Linked DNA regions of Homo sapiens: region 2 is linked to region 1. Evidence: chromatin loops called from intact Hi-C (ENCODE). Cell type or tissue: heart right ventricle. All regions are shown on one strand. Links, peaks and the distances in the headings refer to the core of each region. The heading gives the core; the rest is flanking DNA.

Region 1 (8,000 bases), core at 1-8,000:
CTCTCACCTGATTCATGCTGCTGTCTGAGGCTTCTCTGTCTCATCTTTTTTATTTATTTATTTGTCTGAAACAGAGTCTCGCTCTGTTGCCCAGGCTGCTGGAGTGCAGTGGCACAATCTTGGCTCACTGCAGCCTCCACCTCCCGGATTCAAGTGATTCTTCCACCTCAGCCTCTTGAGTAGCTGAGACTTCAGCTACAAACATCCAAACTATGTTAGATGATCATGAGGTGTCACAATAAACTCTCAGGAAAATAATGGGGGAGCCTGAAAGTGACTTTGAGTGTCAGGAAGGTTTCTGACCTCAGCTCTCTGGAAGCCAGGGGTGAGCATAGCTCAAAATATGGGACAGGCTGGGAGCAGTGGCTCACGCCTGTAATCCCAGCACTTTGGGAGGCCGAGGCGGGCAGATCACTTGAGGTCGGGAGTTTGAGACCAGTGTGGCCAACATAGTGAAAACCCATCTCTGCTAAAAATACAAAAATTAGCCGGGCATGGTGGTGTGCACCACCACGCCCAGCTAATTTTTTGTGTGTGTTTTTAGTAGAGAAGGGGTTTCCATGTTGGTCAGGCTGGTCTCAAACTCCTGACCTCAAGTGATCTACCCGCCTCAGCCTCCTAAAGTGCTGGGATTACAGGCATGAGCCACTGTCCCTGGCCAGATCATGCAATCTTAATCTGAACAAAAGAACTCAAGAGTTTGAGCGGCCGGGTACCGTGGCTCACGCCTGTAATCCCAGCACTTTGGGAGGCCGAGGTGGGTGGATTGCCTGAGATCAGGAGTTCGAGACCAGCCTGGCTACCATGGTGAACTGCATCTCTACTAAAAAAAAAAAATAAAAAATTAGCTGGGTGTGTTGGTGCGCGCCTGTAGTCCCAGCTACTCAGGAGGCTGAGCCAGGAGAATCACTTGAACCCAGGAGGCAGAGGTTGCAGTGAGCCAAGATCACACCACTGCACTCCAGCCTGGGTGACAGAGCAAGACTCTCTCTCAAAAAAAAAAAAAAAAAAAAAAAAGAGTTTGAGCAAAGGGAATTCTGATTTAATTGAAAAAAAAAATACGATCAAGCAGGTATATCTTCAAGGGCCATTATGTCCCAGGCCTTGAGTACTTCTGATGCTGTGATGAGATCAGCCAACCACACAAGACCATTCACTGAGCATCTTCTGTAAACTTGACACTGTGGTATCACCATCAACAAAGAGAAGAGTGAAAAAAACACAGAAGGGTGTTTGTAGCTTTAGGGGGCTGCGGTGTTTCACAGGTTGTTGGATTTGAGGGTCCATTTGCTGTAAGGTTGTAAAGATAGCCAGTGGCTTGGAACTCCAGTGCCACCCCCCACCACTACCCAGCCACAGACCCCAGCTTTGATTTCATAACCACACAACATACAGACTTCACACCACTCCTAACCAGTGTGGTTTACTCTCTAAATTGAACACTAAGATCTACAGATAAGACTGGGGGACTGAAAACAAGGACACCTTTGTCTCAGCCCTGGTTCTGCAGGTACAGTCAATTGTGTGATCTTTTTCCTAAGTAAATGGGACAGCTGCATCGTTTACATTAAGATTCATGCAGACAGCTCTGGTTAATTCTTTCTCAAAATAAAAACAGTTAATAGACAAACCCAAACCTCAGGTTCATTTCAGGTTGTCTGTCTGAAACCAACCTATCCATGACTATGTCTGGAAAAATTCTCTTCCCTTTTAAACCATTCAGACATGAGCTGGTACAACATAGTCTTATGGCTTGAACCTCTAGATGAAGGTTTTTTTTCTCAAAGAAAGAAAAATAATTTTTGTTTTTGTTTTTTGAGCCAGGGTCTAGCTCTGTCGCCCAGGCTAGAATGGAGTGGCACAATCTCGGCTCATTGCAACCTCCACTTACTGAATTCAAGCAATTCTCCTGCCTTAGCCTCCTGAGTAGCTGGGACCAAAGAGGTACACCACGACATCTGGCTAATTTTTGTATTTTTAGTAGAAATGGGGTTTCACCATATTGGCCAGGCTGGTCTCCAACTCCTGACCTCAAGTGATCAGCCATCTTGGCCTCCCAAAGTGCTGGGGTTACAGGCATAAGCCACTGTGCCCGTACATAATTCTCATTTTAAAAAACTTTTTATTTTTTATTTTTGCAGAACTGTCAAACTCCTTCCTCAAATTTTCTTCCTATTTTATGATTGCTGACTTTGGGGTGGGGGAAGTCGCAGTGAATATTTATTAACTGTTAGATCCAATGGAACATGTGTCATGGACTCTTTTTCAACTAAGAAGTGGAAGCTGAAGCTGTCTTTCTTTTTTGATTTTAAAATTTCACCTTTATGTTAGATTGGGAAGTACATGTGCAGGTTTGTGACAAGGGTATATTGCGGGATGCTGAGGTTTAGGGTGTGACTGAAGCCCTCATCCAGGTCGTGAGCACAGTAACCAACAGGTCGTTTTTCACGCCTTCCCCTCTCCCTCCCTCTCCCCTCTGGGAGTCCCCAGTGTCTTGTTCCCCTCCTTCCGCCCATGTGTACCCTATGTTTGGCTGCCACTTAATAAGTGAGAATATGCGGTATTTGGTTTTCCGTTTCTGCGTTAATTTGTTGAGCATAATGCTGTTTTCTTTTTTTTCTTTTAGACAGAGTTTCGCTCTTGTTGCCCAGGCTGAGTGCAGTGGTGCCATCTCAGTTCACTGCAACCTCCACCTCCCGGGTTCAAGCGATTCTCCTGCCTTAGCCTCCCGAGTAGCTGGGATTACAGGCGTGTGCCACCACGCCTGGCTAATTTTTGTATTTTTAGTTGAGATGGGGTTTCATCATATTGGTCAGGCTGGTCTCGAACTCCTGACCTCAGGTGATCCACCTGCCTCGGCCTCCCAAAGTGCTGGGATTACAGGCGTGAGCCACCGCGCCTGGCCATGCTGTTTTCTTAAACTAATCAAAAATAGTCTAAATACTGTACTTCACAGAATTTGTAAGGCTGGAAGAATCGGCCTGTGGCTGCTTCCAGCCTGGGAAAGGGATGGGCCACAAGATGGCGCCGCGCGTGCGGCGGTGAAGGCCGAGGCCGCCAGTGCCAGGTGGATGCCCGCCCTCCCCCAGGCCCTCAGGCCACGAGCAGGGGCGGGGGCACGGCTCACGATGTCATTTACACCGAGACAAAAGCCTAAATTGCTCCCTGTGCTTTCAGTGACCTAGGCCTTCCTCTCGTATTCTCTTTCTCTCGTATTCTCAAGTGTTTCTAGAAATGTGCTCTGGAGACATCCCCAAGCCAGTAGCTCCTCCCTCATTCTGAGAAGGCGGTTTAGTGCAGCTGGTCTCTGAAGGCATTGGGTGTTTTCCCCTCAGCTCCCGAGGGACAGCGTGGGAGGGTGGTGCTCTGGGCCTTCTCTCTACCATGCTTTGTTGTTGTTGATTTGTTTAAGCGCCAAACACTGAGTTTCCTTAATGTACCTGTGGGAAGATCAGTGGCAGAACTAGCAGAGGCTGTGTCCGGGCGCGGTGGCTCGCGCCTGTAATCCCAGCTACTGGGGAGGCTGAGGCAGGAGAATCGCTTGAGCCTGGGAGGTGGAGGTTGCAGTGAGCCGAGATCACACCACTACACTCCAGCATGGGTGACAGAGCGAGACTCCATCTCAAAAAAAAAAAAAAAAAAAAAAAAAAAAAAAAAAAGAACTAGCAACAAGCAAAGGCTGTGTTGCTTATGATACTTATTCCTGACAAAGGAAGGATGAACCTGAACTCTTAAATCTAAGGTGTTACCGGAAAGGGGTCCCGATCTAGACCCCAAGAGACCCTCGCACAAGAAGGAATTCAGGGCGAGTCCATAGAGTAAAGTGAAAGGAAGTTTATTAAGAAAGTAGAGAAATAAAAGAATGGCTACTCCATAGATAGAGTAGCGCAGGGGGCTGCTGGTTGTCCATTTTTATGGTTATTTCTGGATGATACGCTAAACAAGCGGTGGATTATTCATGCCTCCCCTTTTTAGACCATACAGGGTAATTCCTGATGTGGCCTTGGCATTTGTAAACTGTCATAGCGCTGGTGGGAGTGTAGCAGTGAGGACCACCAGAGGACACTGTCCTCGCCATGTTGGTTTTGGCCACTGTTTTACTGCAACCTGTTTTATCAGCAAGGTCTTTATGACCTGTGTTTTGTGCGGATCTCCTATCTTATCCTGTGACTTAGAATGCCTTAACCATCTGGGAATGCAGCCCAGTAGGTCTCAGCCTTATTTTACCCAGCTCCTGTTTAAGATGGAGTTGCTCTGGTTCAAACGCCTCTGACAAAGGGACAGTCATTTCACCTCACACATGAAAGCAAACCTAAAATTTTCTCTATTGGAAGTTCAATCTTGGCTAAGGGCATGATTTAGAAATCAAAGGAGTCTGACCTTCACGTGGTTTTGAACACTTGTGGAAAGGTAGCTGTGGGAAGGGACGTAGCCTTTGTAATGCAAGAGGAGAGAATGGGGTGTGGGGCGTGTGGCCCAGAAATGACACAGAACTCTGACAGCACTGCCCGGTTGCCATGTAGCTAGGTAAATATTTGCAAAGCACCTACTGCTTCTCCGGACTCGGGGCAAGTGTCTACTGGGCATGAAACCATCTCCGTGGGGAAGTGAGCCTTACCCAGTTCTTATCTCCCTCTTGAGGCCAAGTTCACAGAATATGACACAACTTCCAGAGGAAAGGGGGGCCTGCCAGTTCTTATCTTCCTCTCTCAGCTGGCATTGGGACATTTTAGTGGCCAGGACCAATGTGTTATCTGTAGGAGCCCTGAAGAGAAGAGGTGGGCCCAGAGGCTTTTTTTTTTTTTTTTTTTTTTTTTTTTTGAGACAGAGTCTCGTTCTGTCGCCAGGCTGGAGTGCAGTGGTGCGATCTCGGCTCACTGCAAGCTCCGACTCCCTAGTTCAAGCGATTCTCCTGCCTCAGCCTCCCAAAGAGCTGGAATTACAGGCACACACCACCACACCTAGCTAATTTTTGTATTTTTAGTAGAGACAGCGTTTCACCATGTTGGCCAGGGTGGTCTCGCTCTCCTGACCTTGTGATCCGCCTGCCTCGGTCTCCCAAAGTGCTGGGATTACAGGTGTGAGCCACCGCGCCCGGCCAAGACTCGTCTTCTGGATATTAATTCCCGGAGCTGTCATTTCCTGAGAGCTCATGATCAAGAGGCATTGAGAGGTAGACCAGCTCGCTGTATAATTGTTAGCGGTGCCAATCTGTAAGGCACGCTACAGTGTCATGGAGCTGTAATGAGATGGAAAATCATATTTCTCAGAGGTCTTCTCAGGTAGACTATTCTTTTTTAAAAATTTCAAATACAATTTAAAAACAAGTGCATGTTTTAAAATGTCATTTACCAAATCAAAAGCCAAACTAATAGAAAAAAAAATTTGTAACAAATATGCCAGATCAAAGCTTAATATAGTTAACATACAAATAAAAGGACTTCAAAATTAAACAAAATAAGATTGGGTTAAGGATGTTATACAGGCAATTCATAAAGGAAAAAACACAAATATACAATAAATATATAAAAAGATGTTCAAGACAGAATAAAAAATGCATATTACACTGTTGTAGAATAATATTTTTATGTAACCAAGTGAGAAATATTTTTAAATGGCAATATAATTGGTGTAGAAATGTAATCCTATGTAATTCTGCAATATATATGTTCAAAAGGCTTTTTTTTTCTTTTTAGGAAAGGCCTCTATTATAGATTTGATTAAAAAATATATATATATAGCCTGGCGCGGTGGTCACGCCTGTAATCCCAGCACTTTGGGAGGCTGAGGCCAGCGGATCACGAGGTCAGGAGATCGAGACCATCCTGGCTATCACAGTGAAACCCCGTCTCTACTAAAAATACAAAAAAATTAGGCGGGCGTGGTGGCGGGTGCCTGTAGTCCCAGGTACTCGGGAGGCTGAGGCAGGAGAATGGCGTGAACCCGGGAGGCGGAGCTTGCAGTGAGCCGAGATCGCGCCACTGCACTCCAGCCTGGGCGACCGAGAGAGACTTAAATAAATAAATAAATATAGAACCATTTAGATTTTCTATTTTTGTGTATCTGTTTTGCCTTTTTTTTTTTTTAGACGGGGTCTCACTCTGTCGCCAGGCTGGAGTGCAGTGGCGCAATCTTGGCTCAAGGTAACCTCCGCCTCCCGGGTTCAAGCGATTCTCCTGCCTCAGCCTCCCGAGTAGCTGGGACTACAGGCACGTGCCACCACGCCCAGCTAATTTTTGTATTTTTAGTAGAGACGGGGTTTCACCCTGTTAGCCGGGATGGCCTCAATCTCTTGACCTTGTGATCTGCCTGCCTCGGCCTCCCAAAGTGCTGGGATTACAGGTATGAGCCACCACACCCAGCCTTTTTTTTTTTTTTTTGAGACGGAGTCTCGCTCTGTCTCCCAGGCTGGAGTGCGGTGGCGCAATCTCAGCTCACTGCAAGCTCCGCCTCCCAGGTTCACGGCATTCTCCCGCCTCAACCTCTGGAGTAGCTGGGACTACGGGCACCCACCACCAGGACCGGCTAATTTTTTTTTTTTTTTTTTTTTTTTTTGTATTTTCAGTAGAGACGGGGTTTTCACCATTCACAGGATGGTCTAAATCTCCTGACCTTGTGATCCGCCCACCTCGGCCTCCCAAAGTGCTAGGATTACAGGGGTAAGCCACCGCACCTGGCCTTTTTTTTTTTTTTTTTTTTTTAGATTGTGTCTCACTCACTCTGTTGCTCAGGCTGGAGTGGAGTGGCATGATGTCAGTTCACTTGCAACCTCTGCCTCCGAGGTTCAAGCAATTCCCCTGCCTGAGCCTCCCAAGTAGCTGCGATTACAGGCATGCACCACCATGCCTAGCTAATTTTGTATTTTTAGTAGAGATGGGATTTCACCATGTTGGCCAGGGTGGTCTCTAACTCCTGACCTCAGGTGATCTGCCAGCCTCGGCCTCCCAAAGTGCTGGGATTACAGGCGTGAGCCACCGTGCCTGGCCTGTTTTGCAAGTTTTTAAAATTAAATATATATTTTCAAAAACTCAAGTCCAAAAGACTGGTCTCTTGGGTCTCTCCTCCTTTTCCAGCAATTGTGGATATAGGAATTACCCTGACCTGATCACTGTACATTATGTATATTGCAACATCACTATCTACCCTGTAAATATGTACAGCTATTATCTGTCAATTAAAATGTGTGTGTGCGTGTGTGTTTTTAAATCAGTTAGACTAGGCTGGACATGGTGGCTCATGCCTGTAATCCCAACACTTTGGGAGGCCGAGGTGGGAGGCTTGTTTGAGGCCAGGAATTCAAGACCAGCCTGGGCAATGTAGTGAGCCCCTGTCTATACAAAAAAAAAAAAAAAAAGAAAAATAATAAAATGAAAAATCAGATAGACTGTTCCAAGTGGTAGGAAGAAATACTTTGATAAGTGACTTAAGATGGAGGTAAGACACCCCACTCCCCACCCACCCTACTTGTGAGGACATACCAGAGTGACAACTCCAAGCTGCTCAACTGCCTTCCATCTGAAGAACTTGTTCGCTAAGTGGGGCACATAGTGTGGAGTTGGAGCTAAATTGTTAGGGACAAAAAAGGCTGAGTTATCAGACCTGTGCCCCGTCTGTCTCAGGCTCTTATCTGCAGAATCAGCGAAGAAATCCCTAAAGACTATGGGTTTCAGGGAGTGCCCAGTTATGAGCCTGTTACAGCACCGTGTGCCTTCACCCTGCCCAGGTGAGGGGGCCCCACAGGTGGGGGCTTCCACTTTGTTGTCTCTGTCCCTCAGGTCCCTGAGGACAATCAAGGTAGCCATACACCCTGAATTTGCAAGGGCTGTCTGGTTTTAAAGTCTCTCCCTTTGATTCAGGAAAGTCCATTCTTACTTGTCAGTCTCGTCTTGTGTCCTGACTTTTGGCTCAGAAAATCAGTCACCACAGTCTCAAAAACTTTGAACTCAGCACTTCTCTCTTCCCTGCAGTAGGAAATCCCCTATAAGATGATCAGAGACAGA
Region 2 (15,056 bases), core at 7,057-15,056, 640 kb after region 1:
TTAGCCATGCAACTATTCTGGTGTAGGATTTTTCTAGAGGCCAGCCACTGATGAGACCCTGGAACCCAAGGAATGATTATCATGGCCCCTGCTTTTGGCCAGGGCTCAGGCTAGATGCGAGACCAGGTTGCAGAGGAAGAGGAGGAAACCTGAGTGGTGAAGAGTCCTTCTTTGTCTCCTTCACTTCACACCTCCAGTTCTTATGATGCTGGCAGCCTTGGTACCTGATGCTGCCATCTTCATCCCTTTATTCTGTCCTTGATGAGCATTTAGTTAGTGTCACAATGTGCAGGCCATGAAGATCAGAAGTGAATTAGCCACAAGCCCTGTCCTCAAGGAGCTCAAACATTAGTGAGAGGAACAGACACAAGAGCTAACTGGAAAGAAATGTGGTCTAGAACAAGAGCATGCCCCAAATGCTATAGAATTACAGAGGGAGGAGTCATTGATTCCAATTAGGGGGTTAGGGAAAACTTCACCAATCAAGATTTCAGTGATACTCAGTTGTTGCACAATGGTATGAAAATGTTTAACACTACTGAACTGCACTCTTCAATATGGTTAACAGAGTAGTTTTATATTATGTGTTTTTTTAACGTGCAATTTAACAAATTGATACTTAGCAAAACTTTCCAGTTGGGCTTAGACTGGATAGCCCAGGTCTTCTCAATAGCTATCCACTTCCAAACTACAATATTTTAAAGAATTACAAAAGTTGTTATGAGGAATGAGAATCATGATAGCATTTGGGCAAGATTTTTAAACCTGAGTAGGATTTTCTCAGATAGAGGTAGACAAAGAGAGGTCAAGGCAAAAGGTAGAGGAAATGGTACAAGTAAAGACATTGGTGCTGGGTAAGTTGCATCCAGTGAGGGTTTATATTGATGAAGGGAAGGCAGGAGGAACTGAGACTATGATTTTCTTTTATTAAGATAAAATTTGCATACAAAAATTCACTATTTTAACCATTTTTAGGTGTATAATTAAGTGGTTTTTAGTGTATTTACAGTGTTGTAAAATACTACTGCTATCTAATTCTAGAACATTTTGTCACTCCAAAAGAAACCCTATAGCCACTCCCCATTCATGTCCAGCACCTGGGAATTCCTAATCTACTCTCTGTCCCTTTCTTTTTCTCCTCTCCTTCTGGGACTCTCAATATGTGTATGTTGGTCCACTTGATAGCATCCTATACATCTCTTAGGCTCTGTTCATTTTTCTTCATTCCTTTTTATATCTCTTTCTCAGCCTGGATAATCTATAAGTTCACTGATTATTCTGCTTGTTCAAATCTGCTGTTGAGCCCCTCTAGTGAATTTTTCAGTTATTTCTACTTTTCAACTCCAGATTTTCCATTGGATTCCTTTTTATAATTTCTGTCTTTTTGCTAATATTCTCCATTTGGTAAAATATTATTCTTCTGGTTTATATTTTATTTACTCTTTATCTACTTTAGCATTACTAACAAATTGGAGTTCCAGGGTTTCCTCTTGACCTTCCCTGACACAATAACCTTAACCCCATTGTTCAGAGAGCCAATGTGGGCATCTGCCCGATGCCAAGAATGTCTATTCTGACTACTTACTCAGGAGCTGGGGAAAATAGCCACAGAATGGGTTTACAGACTCATGAGGCTTAATGTGAGGTGGATTTGTGCCTGAGCACCATTTACTCTCTGACCCCCATGAGCATCCCCTCTAACTGTTGTCTCAGTAAGAGCTCAGCACCAGCATCAATAATCTCTCAAAGGTTTTAGGATTTCCTTTGCTGTGGTGCACATTTACACTGGTGAGCATCTGAAGCTCCCTTTTTAATAGTCTAGGAAGATCCATAGCATCCTGTAACGTTACCACAATGTCTTTCTTCAAGGGTTCCTGACCTTCCTTTGATCAAGGGGCTCTATGACCTGTCTTAGGTCTTGGAATTGGTTGAATGGCCATGAATTTCCCATACATGTAAGTTCAAGTCAGGCTTCTGTCTGCCAGATCTAGAGTTCTCTTTTTTCGAGAGTCTTTGTCACCCAGGCAGGAGTGCAGTGGCACAATCTCGGCTCACTGCAACCTCTTCCTCCCAGGTTCAAGTGATTCTCTTTCCTCAGCCTCCCAAGTAGCTGGGATTACAGGCACCCACCACCATGCCTGGCTAATATTTTGTACTTTTTTAGTAGAGATAGGGTTTCACCATGTTGGCCAGGCTGGTCTCGAACTCCTGACCTCAAATGATCTACCTGCTTCAGCCTCCCAAAGTGCTGGGATTACAGGCGTGAGCCACCACGCCTGGCCTAGATCTCCCTCCTTCCCTCCTTTCCCTCCCTCCCTCCTTTCCTTCCTTCCTTCCTTCCTTTTCTTGCCTTTCATGTGTTTCCTTTCTTTCTTCTTTCTTTCCTTCTCTTTCTTTCTCTTTCTCCCATCCTTTCCCCTCCCCTCCCCTCTTCTCCCCTCCCCTCCCTTCCCCTTCCCTTCCTTTCCTTTCCTTTCTCTTCCTTCCTTTCCTCTTTATTTCCCTCTCTCACTTGCTCGCTCTCTTTTGCTCTCTCTCTCTTCTTTCTTCTGTCTTGCTTTCTGGTATACAAATCAGTCCAGCCTTTCCTAGGAGGTCCATCTACTTTTCAGTCCTAGGAACTCTATGATCCACAATTTGGATGACTTCCTTGGCCCTGCTTCCTATTGCAATGACCACATCCACTTTGTGTCTGGAAGTTGAGCATGGCTACACGGTGTTTGTACCCTAGTACCCCATAATCCACACTGAGCTCAGGGACCCAGGTTAATGGCAGCATCTCCCACATTCATCTCTAAGCTTCCAAGTATGGCTGCCTCTGTGCTTTTCAAGGATGCCAACACGTGATACTTTTTAAAGTGAATGTGTTCTGGGTCTTCTCAGGTGCCAAGGTAGGAACTAGCTGACTGAGTTGCAATTAGAACCTTCCTGTCGTCTCCCTAATCCTTTGGATCATTTTGTCTAAATTATACCTAGCAACTTCTGGCATCTCATCTTCATTCAGCATAGGTTACCATTGAGTCTATAGTTCAAGTAACTGAGCAAGAACCACCTCCAGCTGCCTGAGTTAGCTAGCACATTGAATCCTGACACTATCAAACACACCCATATAAATAAATTCTGCACAATCTAAACTTAGGTTTCCCCTTTGCTAATCTAGGAAAGACACTAAATATCCATTCCCACCGTATAACCCTTAGGCTTTAACCACTATAAATTAGCAAAATCTTGAAATTACTTTGGTGTGTAAGCAGTTTTCTGAGTGTGACTTGGTGAATTTCCCTATGCTCAATTAATCTAATTATAGATCTAGAGGTAAAGATGGAAAGGTAGCATGGGCAGGGTCAGTTTCACGGGCCTCTGACCATGCAGTCACACAGAGCCTTGTGCTTTAGAGGGTCCCACACTTGGTTTAATGCTTTGCTGTTGTTGCTGCCTTGAAATTCTCAATTTTTTTAATAACGGGCTCTGAATTGTCATTTTGCACTGGGGTCCTGCAAATCATGCAGCTGGTTCTGAGAGTGGGGCGTGAAGACAACTGGGCTCTTTATACACAGTAACTATCTCAGGAAAGGCCACGTGTGGTCCTTAAGCAAGGTAAGGACAGCTTCATCAGACAGGGAGGGAGCTGCTGTTTCTGCTAGCAGGAAAGCCCAATAGGGTTTATGAGTTGAGGGGAATTGGACTGAATGTATCTATTAAGATTTTTGAGGTCCCCCTCATTCCCAGTGAGTTACTGAGATTTTTCTATGAGTTCTGGTAAGGCTATGACTTCAACCTAAGTTGCCCTACGTCTGATTTTTGGCTATGTTGGCTTTGTGGTTAAATAAATGGACTTTCTGGTTTTTTTGGCCATGGCTTAGGCCAAGAATTATTTTTCTTTTGTTTTTGTTTTGAGATGGAGTCTCACTCTGTTGCCCAGGCTGGAGTGCCGTGGTACAATCTCAGCTCACTGCAACCTCTGCCTCCCAGATTTAAGTGATTCTTCTGCCTCGGCCTCCTGAGTAGCTGGGACTACCCACCATCATGCCCTGCTAATTTTTGTATTTTTAATAGAGATAGGGTTTCACCATGTTGGCCAGGCTGCTCTCAAACTCCTGTAGGTCAAGAATTTAAACCCCTGCTAGCTATGGCCCACATGCTGCTATCTTGATTTCTGGAAACTGCAGTTTGAAGATTCTAGACTCTACCTGGCTCTTGTTATGTGAGTTGAGTTTGGAAGTCTCCTGGGCTCCTTGTACCACAGAGGGAAAGTAAACAATGGTCTGGATCTTGGAGATAGTGCCCGGACAGGCTGGCTACAGTGCATCAAGGTCGGAGTAATTATTAGAGTGTGAAGCATAATATATTCCTACAATTAACAGATGACAAGGGTAGCATAAGATGACAGTGCAGCAGGTAACAGGGACCTGGGGATCCTCTGTGTTTTTCTGAAGACATTGATTAATGTTGCTGCTTGTCCCTTGTGAGGAGCCAGGCAGGAGAACACTGCTTTTCTGCAGGTGTGTTGAGAAACGGAAACCCCAGGGCGAGATGGGGTGAGGCCACATCCAGACAGGGCCAGCAGAGCAGGCTTGAATTCAGGCTCCTCAGTGCCCCAGGTGTTACTCACAGGCATTCCCCCCAGAGGATCTAAATCACTTTTCCAGGCCAAAGCTGGAAATCCTGAAATCTCCCTGACCCAAAAGAAACACTCATCATCTCACTGTTGTGGTTGAAATCGCCGCTCGTATTTATTGGAAAAGCAGAACAGTATGCACCTGTAGGGGTGTAGCTTCCATGGTTCTCCAAGCACGGGCTGTACATTACCCTTAGGCTGACCATTCCCTTGCGGGGGCGCAAAACTGCTTTGAGGAAATGTCCCCAGGAGGAATAAACTAGAAGACGCACCTGCTATTTCACCATACTATGGAGAATACAGCTAATGAAGTGGTGGCAGAAGCTTGGCCGTGTGAGTGCCCCAGGGTAAAAGTCTCTCTTCTGTCCAGTCCAGAGCAGAGACTTCTCCCCCGTGGACAGCAGCCTGCCACCAAGACTCAAGCAACGTAAGAGTCATCTCCCCAGACTGGCTGTCAGAGCAAGAAGCACCCAGCCTTCCTAAAGGCAGAAGAGTGGAAATCTGACAGTGCCTGCCATTTCCGGTACAGAGGACAGCATCACCAGGCCCTGCAGTGTCTGGGGGGGGTCTCTGGGGGGCAGATCCTGATGAGAGGCCAGGAGCCTTTACTGGTGGAAGAGCAGGGAAGGGCCCTTGTTGGGTTGAAAGGCCATGATCAGAAGATAACCCAGAAAAGGCCACCCAGTTGACTTCTTAATCACACAGCTGGGACCCACTCAAATGTGCCTGAGCAATAAGTCTAGTGAATACTCTCATTTTTACTTATAGTAGTGTCTTAAAAGTTTTATTTCCAGAAAGGTGAAGTGCTTTGGTGGTGTAAGGAACTGACGTAAGGACAAGTGCACTGACGTACACGTATTCCTATCGGAACAAACAAGGCTTGTTGTGGGGGAAAAGTGTTTGCATAAAGAAGAAGAGATTGGAATGGCTGGAATGAGCCCTTTGGGAGCCTGGCTGGGAGTGAGGTCAGGTCACGTGATCCCAGTAGGTAAGGAGGTGTCTTTGCAGAAGTTCACAGCGTCTTGGAGCACCTCACTTTGAGTTCAGAGACATTAGAAACAATTACTCAGCAAACAAGAAGTTAGACTATAGCAGTGGCTGAGAGATTGCTCAGTTTCTCTCAATTTAGGAAGCAGTCTGATGACCCATGGCAGGCCGATCAAGGCAGTTGCCCCCTGTGTTAACGCGACCCATAGGTATCATCTTCAACTCTTTGTAGCTGGTGTTGGAAATCAGGTATAATTTATCTTGTTTAATTACCTGCTGCCCTGCTCCTAATTCCCTCCCCTGTGATGAGCTTATGAAGTCTTCACCTGCCTCAGCTGGAAGGAAAATGCTGGCTGGATAGGGAGGCCCTGCACGTGCTGATTTTCAGGCATCTTGGATGCAAGGCCACCATCCCCTTCCAAAGATGTGGCCAGTGAGGTGCCAGCAGGTTCCAGCACCAGCGTCAGCTCACTCATCAGGACTAATGGTTGTCCTGGACTGGGGAGCTGGGAACCACCCTGATTTTTTTCTGAAATAAAGGCTAAGCACGTTGATGTCTTTTACACTAGAGATTCTAAAATGTTCTCTCCCCAGTCAGGGCTCTTTCTGGGCTGCTCTGCAGGCGAGCATTCAGCACTCAGGGATCCCACTGCCTCTGGACTGCCAGGCACTGCGTCTGGGGTCAGGCCAGGAAGGGGCAGCGCGTGGGGTCTGACATTGAGGCCAGCACCCAAGGGGAAAGCAAGCCTTGCATTTTATCCATTTAGACTCTACCAAATGCGTGATTAAAAACAAAAACTCTTACAACCCTTGAAATAGCTGCATGTACGAAACCTCACTCATTCTCAATTACCGTCAGGATTGGCCCTGCACACCTGGCAGCCCCCAGGCCCGTTACCCCCGCAGGTAGGGGGGGCGCACGGGCCCCCGGGCATTGATGTGCGGCAGCGCGCCCGCCGCCAGCTTCTCACTGAGTTTCTGGTTCGCCAGCTCCAGGTGGCGGCCCTTCTTACGCGCCTGCCGCAAGGACCTCTTGACCTTCTTCACTCGCTCCCGGAGCTGCCGGTTGCGCTTCTCCAGGGTGGCCACTTTCTGCTGCAGTTTCTTGACGTGGTCCTCCTCCTCAAACAAGGCCTTCTGCACCGAGGAGCACATGAGCTGGAGGCAGAGACAGCGTGCAAGGAGAGGAGGTGAGTCCCAGAAACTGCGCTGCGGCCAGGGGAGTCCCAGAAGCTTCCCCGAGTGCTGACAGCAACACAGACCCCGATTCCCCACCCCAGCATGGGCATAAACCCCAGGATGTCCTTGACGGTGACATTCCCCGCCCTCCACCCTGTGAATCCTGCCCTGGCCTCAAATACAGAGCCCCCGTTTTGCTTTCCATACTTGGCTTCCTTGGAAGATGTCGTTTTCAAATGATATTCTGAATATTTGTCATGCGTAGCAAAAAGGAAAGAGCCCCGCTTTGGTAGAAGACCAAAACCAGAAATGCACACAGAAGGTGGACAGTTCCGGGAATGGGGGGAGTCAGGTGGCCTAATTAACAAAGGCTGAGCCACTTACATTCGCGAAGGCTCTGATCAATGCTGGCCTGTCCAACTGAAGGGAGGGGTTCCCTTCAGCAAAAACAGACTCTCTTTGCTCCCTTTAGCTGGGCTGGCCAGCACACAGAAGGTGGATAGTTCACAGGAAAGAAAACGCCAGTATCTCTTAAACGCATGAAAAGATGCTTAACCCCACTCATAATAACATAAAAAAAACAAATGAAAGCCATGGTGAATTACTATTTTTCACATATTAGATTGGCAAAATTTCAGAGTCAGGATTTGGGAAAACAGGTGCTATCATACTGTCAGTAGAGTGTTGACATCTATAAAGACCAATCTGGCTCTGTCAAAATAACTGCATATACCCTTTGATCTAGTAATTCTGGGACTATCTCAGATAAATACTCTCATATGTGCAAGCTGCCACATGTGCAAACATTATGGCATTATTATATTAAAAGATTGGGAACAAAAAATACCCATCAAGAGAGGTCTGGTTCCATAAATTATAGTAAATCTACACAATGCAAAGGTTTGCCGTTTTTAAAGGAACAAGACAGCTCCGTGTGAATGGTGGTGTAGCAATGTCTAAGTGGTGTTCATATTGAAAAGCTGTGCAGAACAGTGTGTATAGTGTGATACCAAGAGTGCGAAATACGGTACCCATCTGTGTCCGTTTAAATATGCATACACTATCTCTGGGAGCATATGCAAGAAACGGGTAAGGGTGGCCATATCCGGGGAGCAGAGAAGACAGGAAGAAGAAGATTCATTTTCACTTTTGTACTTTTTGAATTTTGTATTTCATAGGTTTGGCTGTGTCCCCACCCAAATCTCATCTTGAATTCTAGCTCTTATAATCTCCATGTGTCATGGGAGGGACCCAGTGGGAAGTAATGAAATCATGAAGGTGGGTTTTTCCTGTGCTGTTCTTCTAATAGTGAATAAGTCTCAAGAGATCGGATGGTTTTAGAAAGGGCAGTTCCCCTGAACACTCTATTGCCTGCCATCATGTCAGACATGACTTTGAGCCTATTCACCTCCACCATGATTGTGAGACCTCCCCAGGCATGTGGAATTGTGAGTCCATTAAACCTTTCCTTTATAAGTTACCCAGTCTCAGGTATGTCTTTATTAGCAGTGTGAGAACGGATTAATACAGTAATAAGGCTGGCATTTCCTTTATATGTGTGTGTGAGCATATATATAAAAAGAGGTATTCTCCAATCTTTCTCCTTTCTCCCATTTTACCTCATCAGAAGCTACATTCCCAAAGAAAGACTTGAGCCTCAACTTTCCTCTGCTTAGAAATCTCCATCATTGAGCCGGGCTGGGTGTGGTGGCTCACGCCTGTAATCCCAGCACTTTAGGAGGCTGAGGTGGGCGGATCACAAGGTCAGGAGATCGAGACCATCCTGGCTAACAGGGTGAAACCCCATTTCTACTAAAAATACAAAAAAAAAAAAAAAAAAAAAAGCCGGGCGTCGTGGCGGGTGCCTGTAGTCCCAGCTACTCGGGAGGCTGAGGCAGGAGAATGGCGTGAACCTGGGAGGCGGAGCTTGCAGTGAGCCGAGATCGCGCCACTGCACTCCAGCCTGGGTGACAAAGAGACACTCCATCTCAAAAAAAAAAAAAAAAAAACAAACTCCATCGAGCCCCACTATCTACACTGCAATATGATGGTGATGGGTGAAGAGCTCAGACCCTGAGGCCAGGCTGCTTTGGTTTCCAGTCCTGCCTCTTCCACTGACGAGTGACCTGAGACCTTGGGCAAGCTTCCTAGGCTCAGAGTAGTGGACTCTGGTCTGTATTAGCCAGAACCCACTTCAGTACTAAAGGATTGATTTCCCCAGCTTCTTGGAGTGCTGCAGACCGATAGCCGATAGCCCTAAGCTGAGTCTCTCTCCGGAAACTGACCCTGACCTAAGAGAACTGCCCAAGGTCACGCCCCCTTCTTTGGAGCACCTGTATCCAAGGACTGGCTGACACCAGGGTATGAAGACCAAGGCCCCTCATCCCAACTTGGAAGATCTCTGAAGGGCGGTCCCCATTGCTGGGTGTCCTGGGGTAGGCTACAGCCTTTGTTGAGACTGGATCACAGGCTGATGTCTGCCTCCGCCTGTTCTTGTTCTTTTCTACCCAAGGTATTAATCCCAGGAGCATTCTTGAAAACACCACCTATACCTCTTACATTATTTTTTCTTTTCTTTTCTTTTTTTGAGATGGAGTCTTGCTGTGTCGCCAGGCTGGAGTGCAGTGGCGTGATCTTGGCTCACTGCAATCCTCCACCTCACGGGTTCAAGCGATTCTCCTGCCTCAGCCTCCTGAGTAGTAGCTGGGACTACAGGCACGAGCCACCAAGCCCGGCTCATTTTTTGGTATTTTTTGTAGAGATGGGGTTTCACCATATTGGCCAGGATGGTCTCGATTTCCTGACCTCGTGATCTGCCCGCCTCGGCCTCCCAAAGTGCTGGGAGTACAGGCGTAAGTCACTGCACCTGGCCCACCTGCACCTCTTATTCCAAAGTCTACGTCTCAGGGAACCTGGCCACTCTCAGTGGGATGATCATGGTTGTTGGGAGGATTTCATGAGTTTTACTTGAAAAATGTTTAGAACCATGCCCTCGTGCACAGTAAACGTTCACTAACTGTTAGCCGTGATTATAGGATAGAGTCAAATCTCCTAAAGCCTTTAACTTTTGTGATTGGACCCGGCCAACATCTCCAGTCTTAGTGTTCTTCCTTCTGTTCCCACATTTTATACCCAAGGCACACTGGGTCCCACCCAGCTCTTCCTCCAACACATCAGCGCTTTCTCATCCCAGAGGCTCTTCCTCCCGCCTGGAGCACTGTTCTCCCCATCTCCGCCTGGCCATCTTGGAAGCCCTCTGTGGTCCCCTTTCACGATGCTTTCCACCGGGTCTCCCTGTGTATGTAATGTGTCCCCCTCCCCAGTCTCCATGGCACGCCGTAGCTATTCACACCACACGCCAAGTACCTGGTGGCACTAGGAGAATGTGACTCAAGGGCCTTGACATTCACAAGTCACAAGCTCCTGAAGGCCTGGTTCACAATGGTTTTTGCATCCTTGCTGCCCTGGCCTTTTTAGGCCTACAGTTAAGAAAAAGGAGCCAAGTGGAATGTTCCAATAATACCTGTCATTTAATGAGAAACTCTGGGCTCCCGGGGAAGCTGCTGTTACAGGGGAGACCATATGTGCAACACTGCCCTCTTCTGGCCAAAATGAGACCCCCTCAAAAAGATGAGAAGGTGGGCATGAGAAATTCCCGGGAGAACTGACAGTATTTCTATTGTCTTGTGGATAGATATTAGCTATGGAACTTAGGCTTTAATATGGCCAAGTACCAGGCTGAGCACTGTATAATGACACTCCCTCATTAAGTCATGAGTTTTCTACAAGTTATGGTAGATTCTTCAACCAAGAACAAGACAAAAAAGTCCAAAGTCCATGACAACAAGAGGATTGGGGTTTTGGAAGACTGCTTGCTCGAATTTTCAAAGAACAGAACCCAATAGTGGCTGGAACATAACATCAAAGAAGAGTTGAAGGCAGGCTCGATGGCGGTGTTCAGAAGCTGCGTTTAAAAATCGTGAAAAATAGAGGAGGATGCTGGGACTTGAGTGATCACGTGTTAAGAGTTCTTTCTAAGACACAACACTCTTCACAGTTAGCCCTCGACCATGGACACAGCTGTTCTCCAGGCTAGCAAGAGGATGAATTTCACCTCCAGCAAGACTTAGAGCCCAGACAAAAGGAAGACCTTGACCCAGGCTGTAAAAACCAAGATGGAACAGAGGGACGCCTTGAAGTGCATCTGTGTGTGTATCCGGAGTGGGAGGATCATTGAGATGGGAATGATAAATTCCCAAGCAAAGGTGAATGTGAAAAGCGTGGATGGGATGAGAGTTCCTTGGTGAACATGTCATTCTTTGGTCCTCGTGGCCTCTAATATGGGTAGGGTTTCAGTAGGAGCAAAAGACATCAAAGGACTCTAGTAACGTATCCAAGACAACCAACATAGCACAGCCATGACCCAGGACTGCTTAGCAGGCAGGTCTGTATCTCTGCAGCAAAGTGGGCCATGCCTCTGAGTAGGGGGAGCCTGTGTCATGTGAATTGAGGCTAACGCCATAAAATAACCAAGCCACTGCTGATGGAGCCGATGGAGCCCTCTGGCATCCCAGCTATCACCTCAAAAGAAAATCCTGTGTTTAAGAAAGCAAGAATTTCTAGAGGAGAGCTGTGCTTTCCAAAATGTGTGTTTCTTTAAGAAATGCTTTCTTTGGAATGCTTTCCAAATGAAATCCATCTCCTTTTAAAACTGCTTTAAAAAGAAAAAAAGGTCCAGATACGCTATTTGCTCAATTTGCTTTGTGGTATTTTTTGGTAAACTGAGAAGAGCAGGGAAAGGCCAGGCCAAGCTGAAACAGGTACTGCCATATTTTCTTTGAAGAAGAACCAAAGAGAATGTCCTACAGGGCAGCCCCAAAGCAACAGACTCCTCATAGGCAGGCCCCGCTCAGGCCTGCAGCACTCAGCGCCTCCCAGGTGCTTGGGTACCTCTGGCATTTGCCTGCCCAGAGCTTTTCTCTGGAAGTTTCCATGTGGCCAATAGGATGCCTGCCTAAGGGCAGATGGGAAGATTGCCCTGGGAGCCTGCTCTTTTATTTTCGAAAAGACAAAAGTTAGGCTGGGATATCCATACTTCCTTATCTGTCTAAAATAACACTTTTTAAAACCATCAAAGCACACTGATTGTAGAAAAAACATTTTTTAAAAATATGGGACCAACAAAAGGAAAATCAAAATCATCAATGATTCTATGGTACAGAGATAATCACTGTGGACATTGTAACATTTCTTCCTAGTATTGTTCCTACGGGTATAAATAGATAACTATTTCAAAGAAAACTGGAGTCCTGCTGTTACTCAGTTTTCTGTTCTAATTTTTTCCCCTTTTCATTTTATCATGATTCTTTTCCAGTCATCGGTCTGTACACTTCCCGTGAGTATTTCATGGGAGCTGGAGGAGGGAGCATCTGGTGGTTCCACTTGGCCACGAGGACTAACTCACTAGGCAAGACTGGCTCACTAGGCCGGGCATGGTGGCTCTCGCCTGTAATCCCAGCACTTTGCGAGGCTGAGGTGGGAGGACTGCGTGAGCCTAGGAGTTTGAGACCAGCCTGGGAAACACAGGGAGACCCCATCTCTAAAAAATAAAAATAAAAAATAGCCCGGCATAGTGGTGCACATCTGTGGTCCCAGCTACTTGGGAGGCTGAAGCTAGAGGATCACTTGAGCCTGGGAGGTGGAGGCTGCTGTGAGCCATGATTGCACCACTACACTCCAGCCTAAGTTACAGAGCAAAAGCCAGTCTTAAAAAAAAAAAAAAAAAAAAAAAGACTGGCTCAGGCTCACTAGTTATTAATCCTCCTCTATCCTTAGGACCACAGGCCAATGGGGAGGGATGGCAAGATGGGGTGCTCATGCATCCATGAGATTGAGTGGCCTTAATGTGGCCTTTTTGGGTCACCTGTCTCCAGTGACGGGACAAATCCGTGGAGAGCTCTTTACCCGGAGCCTCCACCTGAAGTCTTCCTATAAGTTTCCTGGTTTCTCCGGGAAGCTCAGGTGTGAGAAAGTTTCACCATCAACATCTTGAGCAGTTAAGGAAGTATATCCATGATACCATCTAGAATCACCTCTCATTTCCAAAGCGTTTTGGCTTCCATATGTTCATTCATTCTGGCAAGAAGCATTTATTGTGTGCCTGGCACTGTATGGTGCAGAAAGTCCCCCCCAGTTATTCTGGAATATAGCAAGTTTGTATCAAGCTAAACAAAAAGACAGTATGTTTTTTTAAAAAAATATCTCATGGCACCAGACATGCCAAAGAGTCACCGAGAGGATTCTTGCCTTTCACAGCTGCTTTTAATTTAAATAACCACGTATAAAGACAAGACAAAGTGTACTTTCTGAAACGTAAAAATATAAAGGAAGAACAGTCCAAAAGCAACAACACAGACAAATAGCTTGCTTTTTTAACACTTTGTTCCTGTTCTCGGGATTCAAAAATGAGAAGGAAGAAAAAAGAAAACCCAGAGCAGTGATCAGGAAACGATGGCCTATGGGCCACATCTGGCCCCCTGCCTGTTTTTGTGAATAAAGTTTTATTAGACCACAGCTATACTCATCAGTTTATGTTTTGTTTGTGGCAGCTGTTGTGCTGCAATGGCAGAGGTGAGTAGCTGCAACGGCTGCTTCCACAAAACCTAAAATCTGGCCCTTTACAAGGAAAAGATGCTGAATCTTAACCTCAAGAGGGGCTCAAGGCAAACGCAGGTGGGAATAGGATGGGTTTGGAGGGCAGCTGGTCTACAGGCAAAGAATGGATGAAGGGCAAAGGGTTTGAAAAAAACACCTGGTGCCAGAGACGCCCAAGAACCTCACTGTCCACATCTCACCCCTTTCCCACCACTTTCAGACATTGTTTTGTGATGATGGCTTTGGCTGCCAGGTCATGGTTCAAGGTCTCCACGATCCTTGTCAAAGGTCCTATTGACTCCATCTCAATGTACTGCAGCCAATTTCAAACCTCCAGGTGGAAATTAACAAACCAGCTCTTCCCAGCACGACTGACTGTTTCTAAAATGCATCCCTTGACATTGGACAGATGAGCCTAGAGCAAGCCCCTGTGCCCTGCTTGGGAACATCAACTGTCAGTGTGGATAAGGGTCTGCAGGGGATTGCTCTAGTCCCGCAGTTGGCCGGTTAATTCTGAAAAGTTTACATGGCGCTGTGTTTTCTGGCCCCGTAGAGGGCAGAGGCCAAGATTCCTTCATTATCCACATGATTCAGGGACTCTGGGGAGCTTGATGGGAAGCCCATGGGCCTTTACCCACGTCCTCCGTAGTGCCTTTTGGCGTTTTCCATAAACAGGTTGGAAATGCAGCTTTGTTCTCCCATTCTTTAAAAGCCTTTAGAGATAGAGATCTATGAGGAGGTGGGCAGAGAGCCACGTCCACGCAGAACGGTTTCCTGAATGACTCGACAGGACCACACTGGAGGATGCCCAGAGCTGCTGAAAAAACTCCCAAAGCTGGGAAGTGACAGCAGGGAAGTTCTTCTGAGGACTGTCTGGAGGGACAACCTGAGATGACTGCATGTGGCTTGGCAGCTCGTTCTCTGCTCCACCCAAAGTCAAAAGAGCTGCTTCCCTGGTGCCAGGAGCCCAAACAAAGGGAACGCTCATGCCCAGGCTGTGGCGGGAGGGGAGGCAAATGAAGAGGAAGGCGGAGATGGAGTCAGGGAAGAGGCTGGGGCAGGAGTTTCCTTTCCATGAGGCAGCACCCGGCCTAGCTGGGCAGGGCCACAGCAGCCTCTCCTGCGTCCGCTTCCTGATGCTGCCGGGGGAGGAGGTAGCCGGGCAGTGTGGGTAGGAAGGGGTTTTGGACTCAGGTAACTCTGGGACTGAATTCTGGCTTAAACGATTCCACACTCCACGTACCCAGATACCTGTTAGAGTCCACAGGTCAGGGAGCCCACTCAGCCCCACCATCGGACAGTGGGGTCTTGCTTAAGTCAATGAACCTGTCTTGGCTCAGTCTCCTCATGTATACAATGGGCCTAATAAAGCCTCTTCCCTAGAACTGCTCTGAAGATGAAATCAGATGATAAGGGTAAAGCATCTGATGTAGCACCTGGTGTAGGGTGAAGGACACACAAAGCTTTTGTGATTGTCGTTCGCCCGAGCTTGACCTTTGCTGCTGGAACTCCTCCTCCCTCAGCATCCTAGGTCCTCTTGAGTGTCTGTGATTTTTTGCATCTAATTCCTTCCACTAAATCTCTGCTCACACCTTAACCAAACGATGACATTCTACTT

The links. Hi-C counts contacts between places; a loop is a spot of excess contacts. Peaks named below come from ENCODE experiments on the same cell type or tissue, not always from the same donor. Only the 100,000 strongest peaks of a DNase experiment are listed, where the experiment ranks them.
Region 2: a loop joins it to region 1, with 9 times the contacts of the local background. A loop is called at or near these places in 36 of 110 quality-filtered maps.

Annotation. Positions count from the first base shown.
Region 1 is chr10:12,261,319-12,269,318 of GRCh38, forward strand. No RefSeq gene overlaps it. Among named protein-coding and RNA genes, the nearest start is that of CDC123, 69 kb to the left of the region's middle. RefSeq lists silencers at 2,372-2,421, 2,992-3,051 and enhancers at 2,859-3,397, 3,272-3,371. In heart right ventricle, for the core only: CTCF peaks have their summits at 3,020 (motif pointing right) and 3,219; DNase peaks (open chromatin) are centred at 3,043 and 4,613; H3K4me3 peaks cover 545 bases.
Region 2 is chr10:12,891,917-12,906,972 of GRCh38, forward strand. CCDC3 (coiled-coil domain containing 3) reads right to left here. Exons shown (of 3, transcript NM_031455.4): 3 at 4,709-6,763. The coding sequence ends at 6,500. Among named protein-coding and RNA genes, the nearest start is that of CCDC3, 100 kb to the right of the region's middle. In heart right ventricle, for the core only: CTCF peaks have their summits at 10,393 (motif pointing left) and 10,597; DNase peaks (open chromatin) are centred at 10,355 and 14,405; H3K27me3 peaks cover 1,025 bases.